3 separate regions of the Homo sapiens genome follow, and all the other regions are linked to region 1. Evidence: chromatin loops called from intact Hi-C (ENCODE). Cell type or tissue: Caco-2. All regions are shown on one strand. Links, peaks and the distances in the headings refer to the core of each region. The heading gives the core; the rest is flanking DNA.

The links. Hi-C counts contacts between places; a loop is a spot of excess contacts. Peaks named below come from ENCODE experiments on the same cell type or tissue, not always from the same donor. Only the 100,000 strongest peaks of a DNase experiment are listed, where the experiment ranks them.
Region 2: a loop joins it to region 1, with 2.7 times the contacts of the local background. A loop is called at or near these places in 3 of 110 quality-filtered maps.
Region 3: a loop joins it to region 1, with 2.2 times the contacts of the local background. A loop is called at or near these places in 2 of 110 quality-filtered maps.

The regions. Positions count from the first base shown.
Region 1 is chr12:89,540,113-89,545,934 of GRCh38, reverse strand. POC1B-AS1 (POC1B antisense RNA 1) reads right to left here. Exons shown (of 2, transcript NR_146294.1): 2 at 4,393-5,822. Among named protein-coding and RNA genes, the nearest start is that of POC1B-GALNT4, 17 kb to the right of the region's middle. RefSeq lists a silencer at 751-820. In Caco-2, for the core only: a CTCF peak has its summit at 2,823 (motif pointing left); a DNase peak (open chromatin) is centred at 2,794.
Region 2 is chr12:89,646,510-89,652,331 of GRCh38, reverse strand. The region is part of intron 2 of ATP2B1 (ATPase plasma membrane Ca2+ transporting 1); the gene reads left to right. Among named protein-coding and RNA genes, the nearest start is that of ATP2B1, 59 kb to the left of the region's middle. In Caco-2, for the core only: no CTCF peak of the experiment used is centred there; a DNase peak (open chromatin) is centred at 3,551.
Region 3 is chr12:89,772,821-89,778,642 of GRCh38, reverse strand. The region is part of intron 2 of LOC107984543 (a long non-coding RNA gene); the gene reads right to left. Among named protein-coding and RNA genes, the nearest start is that of ATP2B1-AS1, 67 kb to the right of the region's middle. In Caco-2, for the core only: no CTCF peak of the experiment used is centred there; a DNase peak (open chromatin) is centred at 3,052.

The DNA.
Region 1 (5,822 bases), core at 1,283-3,782:
GTTGGGGTGCTGTCCTATAAGTGGTCAGATCAGTGGTTGATACATGGTGTTGAATACATGGCTCTGGGAACTCAGGATGAGTAATAACCCACTTCAATAATACTGTCTTCTTGTCCCTAAAACATTGCATCTAATGGGCGTGAGGTTCTTGTGCCCAAGGGGGAGATATATTTCTACTAGGAAACACTGAGAATGCCCCTTCAACATTTCAGGTTGTTCACAACACTGATCAAAGGCAGAGCATTGGCTGTTTGTATGGACTGGTATGATTAATTTTGATTATCAAGGAGAAATTGGGATTTTTGCTATCACATGGAAACAACACTGTATCTAGAGCCCATGGGATTCATTGCACTCCCATGTCCAGTAGTAATGGCCAATGAGAAACGGCAGCAACTCAACAAAGATGGAACCACCCGGATCCTGTGGCAAGGAAGGTTTGGCTCACCCCATCAAGTAAGACACCTTAACTGTCAAGATGCTAGGTGAGGGTAAAGAATTATGGAACGAGTGCTGGGAGGAGGAAGTCAGGATTATTAGATTAGAAATGCTTAGATGTGGAGCTGTAGTATGATAGTTATTTATTTTTTTACCTTTCTTTGCTGCCTTGCATCCTGGTGGTGACTAAAGTTACAGTTTAGGGTCCAGGAAGTAATATGACTGAAATACATCATCACTCAGTGATACAGTAGCTGATGAGACTATGTTTTCCCTGTGTTGAGGACCTGAGTTTCTTTGGCTAAGTAAAGTGTTAGAATGGAAGCTGAGTGACAATAGGGTGGCCTGGGATGGTTATTCTTAGATCTGTTCTCTGCCTTTTCCTGTCACGCTCTGCGGCCTGGGAGGCTGCCCTCTACTAGACCTGTTGTTTCATTTGCTTTTCCTTGCACTCTGGCAAGAAACTACTGGCAAGAGGCCAGAGGGCAGGAGGAGAGCCGGGCCAGGGATTTTTATGCCCTCCTCCTCTTTCCTCTCTGCCACACCGCAGATGAGACAGAGGCTCCAGCTCCCAGGCCCAGTGACCTCTCCTGCACAGTTTCAGCTCTTACCAGGCTGGTAACAGCATCCCCTCCCTTTGTCCCTGCAGACCTCCTGTGGTAAGAGCTAATCCCTGACTGTCTCCCCAGCTCTTGTTGGTTCCATTAACCCTGCCCACGCCTCTGTAAATAATCCCTGTATGAAATTCTCTTCAGCTAAACCCTTTGATGGTGCCATCTGTTTCCTACTAAGGCGTCAGTGGATACAGCAGGAAAAATAGCTGAGAAAGGAGAGAGGTATGGAGGTCAGCTATTGTGAAGTGGGGGAACATTTGAGGGCATATGGCTGGCACATACAGGCCAGAATAAGATGCATTTTCACAGGCTGAAATTGGCCAAGACAAAAAGAGTAATCTCTTCTAGTCAGAGCTCATAGTTGTTGTTTTTTTTTGGTATTGTCAGATAGAGAAAGCCTGCAAAGCTGATTGGGATGTGCCCAAGATTGAGAGGTTTTCTGGGTTGCAGGAATTTCAGTTCTAAAACTGGAACAGTCCTAGGCAAACTGGGATAGTTGGTCACCTTAATCTGTGATTATAATCAGGACTTCTGAGTCTTGCCCAGCTGCTCCTGCTGTAGGGACATTCTAGGCAAAAGGACACTGTTCTAGAACCACTTGGCTCCTCCTCTCCACCCTCAATCAATGGCAGACATCACTTATCTCTCAAGGCATACGTTCTCTACATGCAGTCTGAGATCTCTCTTAACACATGGTTCAGGAAGCTGGTATCAACTGTTCAGAGCTAGAATGCCAGACAAGAACCTTGCTAACACCCCTGAATTAGAGTGAATTAGAGCTTTGGCCCCAAACTCAAAAGCAGGGCTAGACCAAGAAGAGCCTCTAGAGCTCTTTTTTTGCCCTTGTTTCCTTGGGTATTGCTGAAGTAAGTAGCAGCGTGGGTGGCCTTTTTAGCTCCTTTGCACTTGGCCAATAATTAGATCCTACTCATCTCCATCTTTCCATCTACTGTAAGAGCTTCAAGGGCTGACATTGTGTTGTAAGAACAGCAGCTCACACCTTCAACATTAACAATCTGCCCGTTTATTATTCCAAGTGCTGTGTACTTTTTAACCATCTATATGTTAAAGATGAGGAGACAGTTAAATGATTTAAGTGACTTTTCCTAGGTCACACATGTAGCAGACCCAGGACTCAAATGCACTCATTCAGGTTCTTAGTACAGCACTTAGTGCCTCTCTCCTAGTTCCCTCGGATACCCTGCACCTGGCTCAGAGCTTGTCAGGTAGTGAGTGCCTGGTTATTAAATATGTGCTTAAAATTGTTAAATGAATACAAATCTTACCAGGAAATATGTCCCTTTTCATGTCTCCTTTTCCATGGACCCTGCTCTGGTTTTGTTAGGCCTTCTAAGCAAAGGCAACCTTTGACTCAGCTGACTAAACCAGCAGCATGAGAACAGAACAGAGCAGAGAGTGGTCCTTTGTCAATGGGCTCAAATCCAGGTTCTATCAGCCTCTTAATCTAGAAGGTGAGAATTTCAATGGTGCTTACCTCCGAAGAGTTGTGCCAAATGAGTCAAGAACTTGGCACACAGTACATACTTACTTTTAGCTTTGATTATTTTAATGGTTATTCTTGCAAATCAATCCAAATGCAGTAAATAGAAGTGCAAAGGGTAGATTTCCAATTCCAGGAGCAATCCCTTTACTTCTCCAGGCTTCTTCCTCTAGCCGAGGGCTCTTTCCTTGAAGTCAGTTTCACCCTGATCTTTTGATGCACCGCCTTTGGGATGAGTGGAGAGAAATGCTTGAGCTCCCCCTAGAGGATGGCGGTGCTCCTAACTTCAAAACCTTCCATGACGTCCCAGGACCCAGGATTAAAATGTTTTCTGATATTTTCTGTTTGTTCCTCCAAATGTTTGTTCCTCCTTCTGTGCTGGGTGTTTTCTGTTTGTCCCTCGGAAATTGCTTTTTACCCCCTTTTTACTCTCTTCTGGGCTACAGGGTGCTGACTTGTATAGATAGACTCCCTTTCTCTCCAACTTCCAGTTTGATATTAACCAATGGAAGTCATCAATATTGAAGAAGAGGAGAGAGGTTGGGGTATTATTTCCCCAGGCCCCTCCAAGCCAGGCTGCTAAGAGTAGGCAAGATCCCTCTACTAAAGGCCATGGCTTCTATCATGCAGACTTTCAGACTCTAAGATCTCTGGTTCCTTGGTGTTGGCTCCCCTGCTTCCCTCTTCAGACCTAGGGACAGAAATGACTTCCTGCTGTTGCTAGCCCATAGCACAGCACCATCCCAGTTTGCTTTCTCTTAATCCTAACTACACCTTGGTAAATGGTCCCTTTATTAGCTCTCCTCAACTACCCTGTTTGAGAGTGTCATCTGTTTCCTGCCAACCACTACATGCTGTGTCTAAATTCCTTAACAGTTTCATCTTTCCTCCACCTCCCCAGTACCCTGTGCTTCAATAAACACTACTTACAATCTCTGTAATATAATCCTGCTGCTTTGTGGCCCATGATTCTCCCATTAATTCTTATATCCGCAGTGTCCTTGCATTTTCCCTATCCTCTTCACAACCCGCTCTCCACCCTGGCCCTCATACAATGTCAATCCCCTTTCCTCATTAAAGGCTTCAATTCAAAGGCCATGTCTTCTATTCAGTCCTTCCTGATCTCCTTTGGCACACATTTTTTTTCCCATTTCACTGACATCCATGCCTTTTCTGTCCTATTGAGTAGCAGTCTTACATTTGGGTTGGATTCACCTTTTCTCTAGTGTCTATGGAGGGTCTGGGATAGTTTAACTATGTTCCATTAACTGGATTAATACAGGCCTAATCCAACCAATACATGATATTTCCCTGGCAATAGGGAAATGGCCAACACTTCTTCGTGGGTGTTCTACTCAGCGGGAGACTGCAGGGCTTTGTTCTGTGGTTGGTATCCATGCTCTCCCCTTCAGAAGTGAGCAGGGAGCAGAGAGTTGCACCCGCTGATTGTAGGCATCTGGTGACCAAGAGGAATGTCAATCTGAGGAAGAAACTAGCATGGAGAGAGGGCAGAATCAGGAGGATCACTAGCAAACAGAACCGGGGCCTTGATCAGACTGTGCCCAAAGCTGTTATTATGCAAGCCGGCTTGAGATGTTTTTTTTTTTGTTACACCAGCTAAAAATATATGTGACATTTATGTTAACAAAAAAGCAACATTCATAGAGTGCAATTAGAAGACAACTTCATCCTTTTCTTCTTCTGCCCATTCAAACTCACATAAAGGGTTACTTCTTCCTCTGCCTCTGGATAAAACCTTGGTGGGGTCCAAGGGGGAGGGAAGGTCCTATCCTTATCTATTCTTCTGCTGAGGATAAAATGTCTTCCAGTCACCTCTAATTACAAAACAGTTTTATTTCAGTAATTAAAATATCCATTTCTATGTCATAGTCAAACCTCTGAAATTCATTTAACATGAAAACTTTTCTCTCCTGACTCCAGCCACTAAAAGCTACAGTGGGTGTTGGGTAGAGGAGGAGAATGTTCCTATTTCCTCATCTAACATGGGGAATAGTGGCTTTTTACCTATTTCCCCTCTTCTTCACTTACTGAGAGGTCTCTGGCTCCTCCTGGATTAAAGCAGAGGAAGGAGGAGAAATATGAGGTAAGTTAGGGTCTTATTCATGTGGACACTGCAATGTAATATGATGATGGTTCCCTCTCTTTGCATGTTTAAAAGCACCTCTCCCTGGGTTTGAGTCCCAGAGAGAACTGTTCCCATGGGCACTTCTGTGGGTTCTCTGAGGACCTCATTGGGCACATTCAGCTGTGTTATTTATGATGTGGACAATGTACTTTTCTCTCTCTGTCATTTTTATTCCTTTCTCAGCTCCTGGGGCCCTGACAACCCATCTTCCTGTTGGGTTTATGGCATCCTTTTGGGTTTTCCCGGGCTGCAGGCCTGCACTCTTTTTCTCCCATGCAGCTCACATCCAGTCCTGGAGATACACTCATGCATCTTTGTCCCCATCGTCACTGGAAGAACAGTCTGTTCCAAGAGCTGTCTGGTCTTTTCTCTCTGCCCTCAGAGCAGCCAGCCAGCCGCATCCTCTTGCCTTTTGATTTCACAGGCATGAGCTGCATGGCTGTCACTGTGCTGGAGGTATTTATCTCAAATATAGTCTAATCTCCTCTTAGCAGGCTTGAGGGAAGAGAGAGATAAGTCCCACCCTTCCCCCATAGGCGTGGGAAGTAGGCCTGAGACACAAACACACTGACATACTCTCCATTATTTCCAAACTCACCTTTGAGATGGATGTTTGCTGAGAGCCACAAAACTGGTTTGTTGCTCCCTCCGTGAAAGTCCTGTTTAGGTATTCTAGCCCTTCCCATAGAACAAAGAGTACTGACCATCTAATGTGTGGAGGCCTTAGCAGAAACAGACAGAAAAAGCAGACAGAGTCCCACTGTAGCATCCTAACCTACATGCATACTTTACCCCAGGTGGAATTCACTGCTGTAGAGATGGATCCTGTATAGATGTTCATCAAAGTACTGGCAGCATGTTGATGCACTTGACTTTAAAAGTCAGGGACTAAGTCAGGTGAACAAAACTAGGAACTCACGGACCAAATCCAACTGGTTAGAGAGGCAAGTGATTTATTCTCCGGCTCATGTTTCTATATGGAGGCATTTTCCAAGACTAACAATCCTGGCTTCTCTCTTTTGGCTTTCCTTGTCCTCCGTGGGGCAAAGTTATCTGGAAAGTCTGGAAGGGACCAGGCACACGCAGCTCAGCCTTTGCTGCTCTCCCCTCTCTTCACACTTGT
Region 2 (5,822 bases), core at 2,060-4,559, 110 kb before region 1:
CAGTTACTGGGAAGGCAGTTGTTGGTGTATAATTAAATCATCACAATTTTAGAGACTTTATGTAAGAATATGTGCATCTTAGAATTGCTGAAATTTTGTAGTATTTATTAGTATCTGCCACGCAGTAGGCATTTTTCTAGGCCCTGGGTATACAGCCATGAATAAAACAAATATCTCTGCCTAATTTTCACATGTTCACATGGGGAGACAGTTCACAAGACAACTAGTAGTGTGTTGGCGATACATGTTTAAAAAAAATGAGTGGAGAAGGGAAATCAGAAATATTGGGGGTGTCGATATTGGATTTCTGTCAAGTATGGAGGAGCAACCCAAGACATTTCTTAAGCAAAACCACAAAAATGATAGGCTATCCTTATGATGGGTAACACTTTTTGTGCCATATTGGCTATTAGCACTTGAAAATATTAAAATAAGTTAATATTTTAACAAGTTTATCCTATTTTACAGCCAAAGAACCCTCAGGACAAAAAAGTTAAGCAGTTTACCCAGAGTCTCACTCTGGCTCCAGTCTTATTCTGGCTTCAGAGACCATGCTTTAACCACTGCATTGTATGTTACCTGTTACAAAAGTTCAGTTCACATAGCTTGTAAAAGAGTTGCACTATGAAGAAAGAGGTAGCTGTGTTCCCTCTTCTCTATAGTAATTTTTGATAGGGGAAAAAATTTTTGGAATTACATGGTGAAAAAAATTTTGGTTTAAGGTTCTGCTTATCAATTTGTTCTTTATTTAAAAAACATACCCTGGCCAGGTATGGTGGCTCACACCTGTAATCCTAGCATTTTGGGAGGCTGAGGTGGGAGGATCGTTTGAACCCAGGAATTTGAGACCAGCCTGGGCAACATTAAAAAAGAAAAAAATGAGCCAGGAGTGGTGGCACATGCCTGTGGTTCCAGCTACTCAGGAGGCTGAGGTGGGAGGATCGCTTGAGTGTGGGAGGATCGCTTGAGTGTGGGAGGATCGCCTGAGTCAAGGCTGGCAGTGATCCATGTGTGATCCCACAAAAGAGTGAGACCCTGTCTCAAGAACAAAAAGAGTGCCCTATTCAAGAAATTGTATTTATGTGATTCCTGTTTGTCTTGCCCATTTATCACTTGTTTTCTAACAATATGTTTTGAAGAATATCATATGCATACTGGTCAATAGGAAGTGTTTTGACCAGATATAATTTTCATATTAAAAACTTCCCAGTGGTTCTGATTAACCATCCTAACTCCTAAAGAAATTGGAACTGTAAATTTCAAAGTGAACTGGAATTGAGGCTTGTAACTTCATATTTTTGGCTCCGTTAGAGAAAGCATCTGTCTTACAGTCCTCAGAATCCAAGAATGCACTTTTATACCAAAATAACCTGCTTATAACATCCTAACTGCATAAAATTACCTTCACAGTTTTTTTTTCTTCTGTATCTTTGTTGTTTTCCTGCATTGACTTTCTTATTCATATTCTGAATCACATTCCTTGATCCTTATATTTTTACACTAGCTTTTGGTATATCTTTCATCTCATTGTGGTCCTATGTTATATTTTATACTGGATGGTAGGGTTTCTGGTATACAGGCCTCCAGCCCTAGGATCATGTTTGTTATTCAGAGTTCTACATTAAAAAAGGAATTCATTTTTATAAATGAATTCATAAAAATTAAAGGCAGGTGCCAAGTGGTATTCTGTAAGAGGCATGGCTTCATGGACTTGTAAAGGGCAAGAAAGCAAATGAGACACTAAGCTTTTAAGTGGTGGTTGCTGAAATTAGGTCCAGGAGTTTCTCCTGAGCTTTAGGTTTGAAAGCCCAAAACACACAAAACCCACAGTGTTTAACTGGTTGCTTGTCAGTCTCCCCCACCAAACTATGAGCTCTTTGAGGGCAAGTGGTAGGGAAAGGCATCCTGAGTCATTTCCCTTTGTATGTCTAGTGCACAGTGACGTAGTAGGCATTTGGGAAAGAATGTGTAAGTTTGACTTTAGAACAGTGTCTCTTAAATTTGCAGTTAGGGACGGGATTGCCTCCTCTTTTGAAATTGAGAAAATCATGAGAATATTAGATTGTTTCCCAAGAAGAATAAACATAAACATAAATTTTTATGTACTTTCTTGGTCTGCACATTTTCCGGTGTCCCTCACTTAGAAAAGTCAGTTTGGCTGCTGCTATAGGTCCACCATGATACAGACTGTGTTACTCCGTTTGCGCACTGCTATAAAGAAATACCTGAGGCAGGGTAATTTATAAAGAAAAGAGGTTTAATTGGCCTCATGGTTCTGCAAGGCTGTACAGGAAGCATGGCATCAGCATCTGCTTGGCTTCTGGTGAGTCCTCAGGGAGATTTTACTCATGGCAGAAGGTAAAGTGGAAGCAGGCACATCATATGGTGAGAGAGGGAGCAAGAGAAACAAGGGGGAGGTCCCAGACTCTTTTAAACAGCCAGATCTCATGTGAACTAACTGAGCAAGAACTCACTTATCACCAAGGGGATGGTGCTAAACTGTCCATGAGAAATCTTCCCCCATGATCTAATCACCTCCCACTAGACCCCACCTCCAACATTTGGAATCACATTTCAGCATGAAATTTGGAGGGAACAGACATCCAAACCATATTATTCCACCCCTGCCCCCACCAAATCTCGTGTCTTTCTCACATTTCAAAATACAATCATGCTTTCTCAACAGTGTCCCAAAGTTTTAACTAATACCAGTATTAATTCAAAAGTTCAAAGTCCAAAATCTCATCTGGAGATGAGTTCCTTCCATTTATGAGCCTGTGAGATCAAAAACAAGCTATTTACTCCAAGATGCAGTTGTGGTACAGGCATTGGTTTTACCTTCCCATTTCAAAAGGGAAAAATCAGCCAAAAGAAAGGAGTGGTAGACCACACAAGTCTGAAACCCAACAGGACAGTCATTAGAGTTCCAAAACAATCTTCTTTGACTGCATATTCTGCATCTAGGGCACACTGATACAAAGGGCGATGTCCCAAGACCTTGGGCAGCTCCGCCTCTGTGGCTTTATAAGGTAGGTGCAGCCCCTGTGGCTACTCTTAGGTTGTAGTTGAGTGATTGAGGCTTTCTAGGCTTAGGATGCAAACTGCCAGTGGCTCTACTGTTCTAGGATCTAGAAAACAATGGCCCCCTTCCCACAGCTCCACTAAGCAGTGCCCTAGTGGGGGGACTTTGTGGGTGCTCCAACCCTACAATTCCCCTTGGCACTGCCCTAGTGGAGTTTCACTATGGGGGCTCTGCCCCTAGGCGGGCTTCTCTTGTGGCACCAAGCCTTTCTGATATTTCCTTTGAAATCTAGGGGAAAACTGCCAAGCCTCCTCCACACTTGAATTCTGAGTATCTGCAAATTTAATACCACATAGGAACTACCAAGGCTTACGGCTTGCACCCTCCAGAGCTGTGGCCCAAGCTGTTCCTGGGCCCCTTTGAGCAGAGGCTGGAGCCAGAGCAGCCAGGATGCAGGGAGCAGTCTCCTGAAGCTGAGCAGGACAGCTGCACCCTGGGCCTAGCCCTTGAAAGCATTCTTTCCGCCTAGGCTGCTGGGCCTGTGATGGGAGGGGCTATCCCAAAGATCTCTGAAATGCCTTCGAGGCCTTTTTCTCATTGCCTTATCTATTAGCACTCAGCTCTCTTTTAGTCATGCTAATCTCTCTAGAAAGTGATTGCACCACAGCCCACTTGTTTTCCTTCTCTACCACAGGTCCAGGCTGCACATTTTCCAGACTTTACCCTCTGCTTTGCTTTTAATTATAAGTTCCAACTTCAGGTCATTCCTTTGCTCCTGCTAATAGTAGGCTGTTGAATCAGCCATGCCTGTTCTTGAATGTTTTGCTGCTGAGAACCGTCTTGTGCTAGATACCCTAGGTCATTACTCTTAAGTTCAAACTTCCACAGATCCCTCAGGCATGGACACAATACAGCCAAGTTCTTTGCTAAGGCCTAACAAGGGTGACCCTTGTTCCAGTTCCCAGTAAGTTTCTCATTTCCATCTGAGAACTTGTCAGCTTGGACTTCAGTGTTTATATCTCTATCAGCATTTTGGTCAGAACCGTTTAACCAGTCTTTAAGAAGTTTCCAGACTTTCCCTCATTTCCCTGTCTTCTTCTAAGCCCTCCAAACTCTTCCAGCCTCTGCCTGTTACCCAGCTACAAAGCCGCTTCCACTTTTTAAGGTATCTTTATAGCAGTGCCCCACACCTCAGTACCAATTTTCTGTGTGTGTTCATTTTTGTGTTGTTATAAAGAAATACTTGAGACTGGGTAATTTATAAAGAAAAGAGATTTAATGGGCTCACAATTCTGCGGGCTATACAGGTAGCATGGCACTGGCATCTGCCTGGCTTCTAGGGATGTCTCAGAGTGCTTTTACTCATGGCAGAAGGTGAAGCAGGAGCAGGCACGTTACATGATGAGAGTGAGAGTGAGAGAAGGAGGAGTTCCCAGACTCTTAACCAGATCTGGCATGAACTACTGAGCAAGAACTCTCTTATTACCAAGGGGATGATGCTGAACCATTCATGAAGGATTCGCCCCCATGATCCAATTACCCCACTAGACCCCACCTCCAACATTTGTAATCACATTTCAACGTGAGATTTGGAAGGGATAAACATCCTTACTATATCACAGACATACATACATGTACATGTAATATAAACACATACAGACACACATATACATATGATATATACACAAATACAAAATTTCTAGTACAGAATTTGATAAGACTGTAGTATGTGCTGTGTGTTAGCTGTGATTGTCGGTTAAATCTACATCCAACATTCCAGTAAATTCCCCCCACTTTATTCCTAAATTGGGACATAATTTTATTAGTGCCTGCAATTGGGATGCTACATTTTCTTGTAAAATATTAAGGTCTTAATATAAGTGACATTTTATTTCATTGTATGTTCTTTTCAAATATAAAGACAGTACTTCTGAGCTGTTATCTACTCATAGATCAAATATAGACTTTTATTTCTCCAAACAATGATGGAGTCAGACCCCAAAAGCATGTAATTCTGAGGCTACTTTTGATGTGTTTTGGTTATATTTTCTCTTTGTGAAGTTAACTGGGCCATAAGAAGATCAATTCCATGCATGACCTTGGCCTCATTGCCACTACACTACAATTAACTGAGCCAATTAGGCAGAAGAGTTCTCATTATATTTTCTTATAAGTTATTCCTAGTAATTTGATATCATTATTTATATTTTTAAAACTAGGACCAGTAATTTCTTTGCCAGTTCCACCAGCTTAGCTATATCTCATACTTTACTTTCTCCCTCCTTACAGTAGAAGCCTCCTCCTGCATCTGTATTAGACAAACATTGCAGCCCTGAATTGCATGGCCTCTGGCCCCTTCGAAGGCTTACCTGTGGTATTACCCTTCATCTCCTGTATCATCAGTGTTGTCTTCTCCACTTGATCATTGTCATTAAGTCACTTGTCTTAATGTCTGTCACCTACTTTTAAAAAAAAAAATGCAAATAAAACCCATTTGAACTCATCTTCACTGATTTATTTCTGCCCACTGGATCACACTCTTGGAAAAAGTTAGCTATGCTTACTGTTGCCACTTGCTCATTCCCACTGTCCGTTCAGCTCTTTTCTAATCAGACTTTCTTCCACACCGTTGCACTGGAATATTCCTTACAAGGTCATCAGCCTCTATCTAGTGAAAGAAAGTGTTCCATTCTCTGGTCTGTCACTCATCCTTTTAACATCATTTGTCATGGTCAGCCACATCACCTTTTTAAAACCTCTTTTCGTCTCTGGGCTTCTGTGGTACTACCTGAACATGTTT
Region 3 (5,822 bases), core at 2,060-4,559, 230 kb before region 1:
TGCTTTAGGGTCCTAGGTAGCAAATTGCAGATCTGAGACTCAAACAATTTCCGCTCTAAGGTAGCCTACAGATTCATTGATGTAGCAAGAGGTTTACAAAAATGTTACCTTAAAACCTCTTGATATGAGACAGATAATAAATAAGAGGTAGTTGCCTAAATGAAGAGAAAAGATAACAGACACTTATCAAGTTAGAAAGCAAGAAAGTTCCTTTGTGCCTTTTTTTGGTGGGAAAGGAAAACCTTCCTATGAGAATTATAACTTAACCTGAACCTTCATGTGTTTCTAAAATGTGCAGAGGCAGATGAGAAAAAGCCTGGACTCCACATGTGACCATAGTAAATATTTCCACATGTAAAATAGTAGTGTCAGACATCTGTCTGGGTGTAGTGAGATAGTAATCAGCCTGGCGTGTGGTGGGGGTGGGAATTTCTCTCTCATTGGAAAGTAGTAGGTGATAGTGGTTGTCTTAGTCCACTCTCACACTGCTATAAAGAACTGCTTGAGACTGGGTAATTTATAAAGAAAAGAGGTTTAATTGACTCACAGTTCTGCATGGCTGGGGAGACCTCAGGAAACTTACAATCATGGTGGAAGGGGAAGCAGGCACATCTTACATGATGGCAGGCAAGAGAGAGAAGTGCAAGCAGGGGAAATGCCAGAAGTTTACAAAACTCTCAGGTTTCATGAGCACTCATTCACTATCATGAGAACAGCATGGGGGAACCACCCCCCAGGGTCCAATCACCTCCCTCCCTGGACATGTGGGGATTACAATTCAAGACGAGATATTGGTAGGAACACAGCAACCAACCATATCAGTGGTAGACAAAACAGAAGAGATTAAATAATAGAGAGCTTTATGTCAGGCAAGAAATTTGACCTAGATGCAGCAAGCATTCAGAAACCACCCAGCGTTGGAGTAAAGGAAAAGATAATCCAACCCCATAGAGAGGGACTAGAAGGGTAGAGGCCATGCAAATGAGATAAGCAAGGTGAAGCCCTGTATTAGGGATGGCACTAGGACATTAAGAAAGAAACCAAAGACTGATATGTGTTCAATGCAAAAGACAAAGGTGATCCTGGAGATTAGAGCGACCTGTATGTTGATGGTGTTATTGACTAAGAAAGCTAATCTGTCTGACTGTTGAGCATGTATTTGAGAGTCAACAGGGGTGCAATTAATAATATTTGTAAAATGGCTTTGTAAAATACCTTTGATAAAATATTTGTAAAGTGACTTTGATAATAATTGTAAAATGCTTTACTGAAAGCAGGCTATGTCCTAATTCAGGATAGTTTCTTTCAGTTGGAGACAAAAGAATGATTTATAAATGATTCATTTGAATCCTTCATAAAATGTCTTACTTCCCACTGTATCTTTAAAATACAATCCTAGGGCATATGTCCAGAGTTTTAAAATTTGAAAATTGCAATTGTTTGGACACTGTAGAAACAAGACCAAGGATCCAGGCACCCTGGAAAGAACTGTATTCCCAAGGATTCCTTACAAAGGAAAGATGGGACTCCATCTCCTGCCTTTCTCTTACACTTGTCTTAGAAACCCTCAGTCTAAAACTTCTTTATTCCTGTTGGGATCTCCAAGCAACTGACAGTCGCTATCACTTTCGTATTGTCTCCTTACCTATATCACTACACTTCTCTCCTTACAAAAATTACTTGTTTAAATATACCCTCAACTCCCTTGCCCTACTCCTCCTCATCTGATCATTGACTTCAAGAATTAATATGCTCAGGCCTTATGGATATGGGGCCTCTGCACTTATCATCCTACATTTCTGGGGAGCCCTTATTATAATCACCATCGAAAGGAGTTTTAACATTGTGAAAATTGAGCCTCAAAGAAACTGAGTAAGGTCACACGTGGATGGCAGCATATGGATTCAAATCTAGTTCTTCTGGTACAAATTTAATGTTTGTAAAAGGGCCTGATTCTTCTCAAAATATGCAGGTAGAAAAAGAAAAGGACCTACTATAGAATGTCCTTACAAGAAATAAAAGAAGGAAAAGGAACAAGATAGGAAAGGATACCACTATCTTTAAAGAGTAAATATACAGAGAAAATAAAAATAATTTTAAGGTAAAATAATAAAGTATAAGCTAGATAAATAAATGCTAAAAAGATATAAAGGCAAGAGGTACTCAGAGTGACATAAGATTGTTTTTAATCTATTATGTGTTAACACAGAATCCAAAAATTATATCGTATTCTGCTATACCATTAGGAGTATTTCCTGAGGTTCAAAAATTAAAATAAATGATAAAATGTTTTAAATCTGGAAATTTAATAGTTTCCATATATTTAGAAATTGGGTTTGATCATGTTTTCTTCTAGGAGTGCCAAATGCTGTGTTTTCCCTCTCTACTTCAGTAAACAGGTCGTTTCTTAGTGCTTACCTCAGGGTACAACCATCATTATCTCACAGCTTAGTCTGAAGTTCAACAACTGAAACTCAGGGAATCGTCCACATAAATGAATGTTTAGCTCGTACAGCACTACAGAAAACAAAGTGCTTCTTTCTAATGGATGAATCATAACATAATGTGGACCTTCTCAAAAAAGAGCTTGACTCCTTTTTAATGTGCAGTTCTCTAATAATTTCATAAGCACTAAAGATTTCAGTCAATTTGGATTTTGGAGAATAAATAATTCACAATACAGTTCTTCACTGGAATGTGACTCTATTTCAGTGGTCCTCCTTCTTGACCAGGCATCAGAATCACTTGTAACGCTTTACAAAAACACTTGCTGAATCAGAACCTCTGAAGGTGCAGCCTGGGCTTATTTGTCTGAAAAAAGACTGCAAATAATTGTAATGCACAAGCAAGACTGAGAATTCAGATGTAAGGAATCCATAAATAGTTCTTTGATGAGATTTCCCTGAGGAGAGTTAGTTAGAATATTGCCATACAGACTTAAAAAAAAATTCAGCGTTCTTGATAAGGAGAACTTGACACTAAGAAGAGCTACCTCAATTTTATTGCTCCACAAAACAGCTGTCATTCCACAATCTGTACACCTCCAGGCTATCCCACTTTCAGCAGCTGCAATAAATTCCAAGCATATTTCCAATGCAAACTGACCCAGCCTTTGAATCCAAATGTCTTCAACCCTCTCCTAAAGTTTAACCATAAATGTTCACTTCGGTTCAACTTTCCATTTGTCTTATATTAGTCAGCTGGTATGGTTTAAACATTTATAGATAGAAAAGCTCAGATATGGTCCAAGTTTTATCGTAATCAAATGTTAACTGGGTTGTGCATGCTACCTAGTATTTGACTACTGTGGACATTTAAGAGTAATTACTGTCAATGAATCTTGGCTTTTTTTTTTCCTTTAGAAAACGATTACTAGACACTGTGCTATGTTCTGGGACACAACCACACCCTTAATTTGCTAATATTCTAATAGAAAAGCATTTGCTTGACAACTGTTTATTGAATGGATGCAAAGATGCATAAGATATAATCTCTGCATTCTGAGACATTACCGTCTATGTGAAGAGGCAGATTTTTGAACAAAAATTTCCTCTACAATTTGGTGTCATGAAAAACTAGAGTCATTAAAAAATAATTACAAAGGAAAATAAATATATATGAGGAAAGTCAGTGTAGGCCTTACAGAGAAAGTGGCATCTAAACTGGAAGAATGAATGGAAAGAATATTACAAACAGAAATATGCAAATCTCATAAACAAGCAAACCATAACACATTCAGGGAAAAGTGAGAACTATGTGGAATATTTAGCACAAGGCTCACTGACTCTCTCTGTTACCACCCTTGTCATCATTCTTAATAATTTCAACAGACCAGTAGATATCTGTCTAATTGCCTGGGCCTCTAGGCTTTCCATTTCCAACAACCATTTCCTTAATTATTCCAAGCTCCCACTCCTACCATTCTATCCTTGTCATTACAATAACTGCGTACACCTCTGAAATCTCAAGTTTAAGTTTTTCAAGCATTGTTTCCTGAAATACCACCTCCTACCATTCCTGTACACTTGCCTTAGGAACCCTCCCTCTAAAACTTCTTCATTCCTGTTGAGATCTCCTAGCAATTAACAATCCCTAGCACTTCTTCATTGTCTCCTTACTTGCATCACCTCACTTCCCTCCTTACACCAATTACCCACTTACAAATACCCTCAACTCCCTCATGCTACTCCTCATTTGATCAAAGCCCTGACTAAACTCAACTCTCTACCTATTCCATGCCCAAACACTGTCAATTGAACATAACTGGAGAAAAACTCCAAAACATGCCAACTAATCCTACTTTACTTTTATGACCACTGATGTCAGAAGAAATCATTCTCTTCCCAGAGCCTTAGCTATTGTTCTTCCTTTTGCTTAGACTGGTTTCCCCTCAGATATTCACATGGCTTGCTACCTTGACTTATTCAAGTCTTTGCTAACGTGTCACCTTTTTTCATTTTTTCATTTTTTTTTTGAGACGGAGTCTTGCTCTGTCGCCCAGGCTGGAGTGCAGTGGCGTGATCTCGGCTCACTGCAGGCTACACCTCCCAGGTTCACGCCATTCTCCTGCCTCAGCCTCCGGAGTAGCTGGGACTAGAGGTGCCCGCCACCACGCCTGGCTAATTTTTTGTATTTTTAGTAGAGATGGGGTTTCACCATGTTAGTCAGCATGGTCTCAATCTCCTGACCTCGTGATCAGCCGGCCTCGGCCTCCCAAAGTGCTGGGATTACAGGCGTGAGCCACTGTGCCTGGCCAATGTGTCACCTTTTTAAAGAGGACTTCCCAGGACTATCTTGTCTAATGGAGCCCCATCTACCCTAGCCTGTCTCTCTCTACCCATTAACTCTGCTTTATTTTTCTTTATACAACTTATCATGAAACTTTGTTTATCTTTGTCACCTCCACTAGACTGTAAGCACCCTGAGGGCAACAATGGTGTTTGTCATGTTTACTACTATATGTCCATGTGGCTGGCACATAGTAAGGGTGATGGTTAATTTTATATGTCAACTTGATTGGATCACGTGTTGCCCAGATATTTCATTAAACTTTATTCTGGGCATGTCTGTGAAGGCTTTCTGGATGGGATTAGCATTTTAATCAGATTGAGTAAAGCAGATTGCTATCCCATATGTAGATGGGGCTCATCCAGTCTGCTAAAGTCCTAAGTAGAACAAACAGGCAAAGCGAGGGAGAATTGCTCTCTCCGTCCTACCGTCTTCAAGCTAAGACATCATATTCTCCTGCCCCTGGGCTTAGGCACAGACTAAAACTTACATCACCAGCTCTCCCGAGTCTCCAGCTTGCTCACTATAGATCCTAGGACTTGTTAGCCACTATAACTATACGAGCAAATTACTTATAATAAATCTAGATAAATAGATAGAGAGTGACAGAGATAGAATAGATTTAAGTATATATGTAAATCTGTATCTACTGTACTGGAGATAAGAGTCTCCTTCAGGGTGCACATAAGTTTTCAGATTATTTATGCAGTGCTTGATCTGGGAGTCCAAATCCTTGAGCTCATCCTTTTCTTTCACCACTTTGTCCAGTGACATCAGTAGCAAACAGCCAATCTCATTATCTTTGTTAGTTTTCGAAAATATTTGAAAGTATCATACATACAGTTACCTATTCTTTGCTCTATCTATCTATCTATCTATCTATCTACCTATCTATCTTATCTTTCTATATGCCTGAGTTCTCCAGGGTAACAGAACTAATAGAATATATAATATATATAATATTTTGGTAACAAGAGTGTTTCTAAAGGAATAGAATTTTAAGGATGAGTTTTCTGAATTGCTTCTGGGGTTTC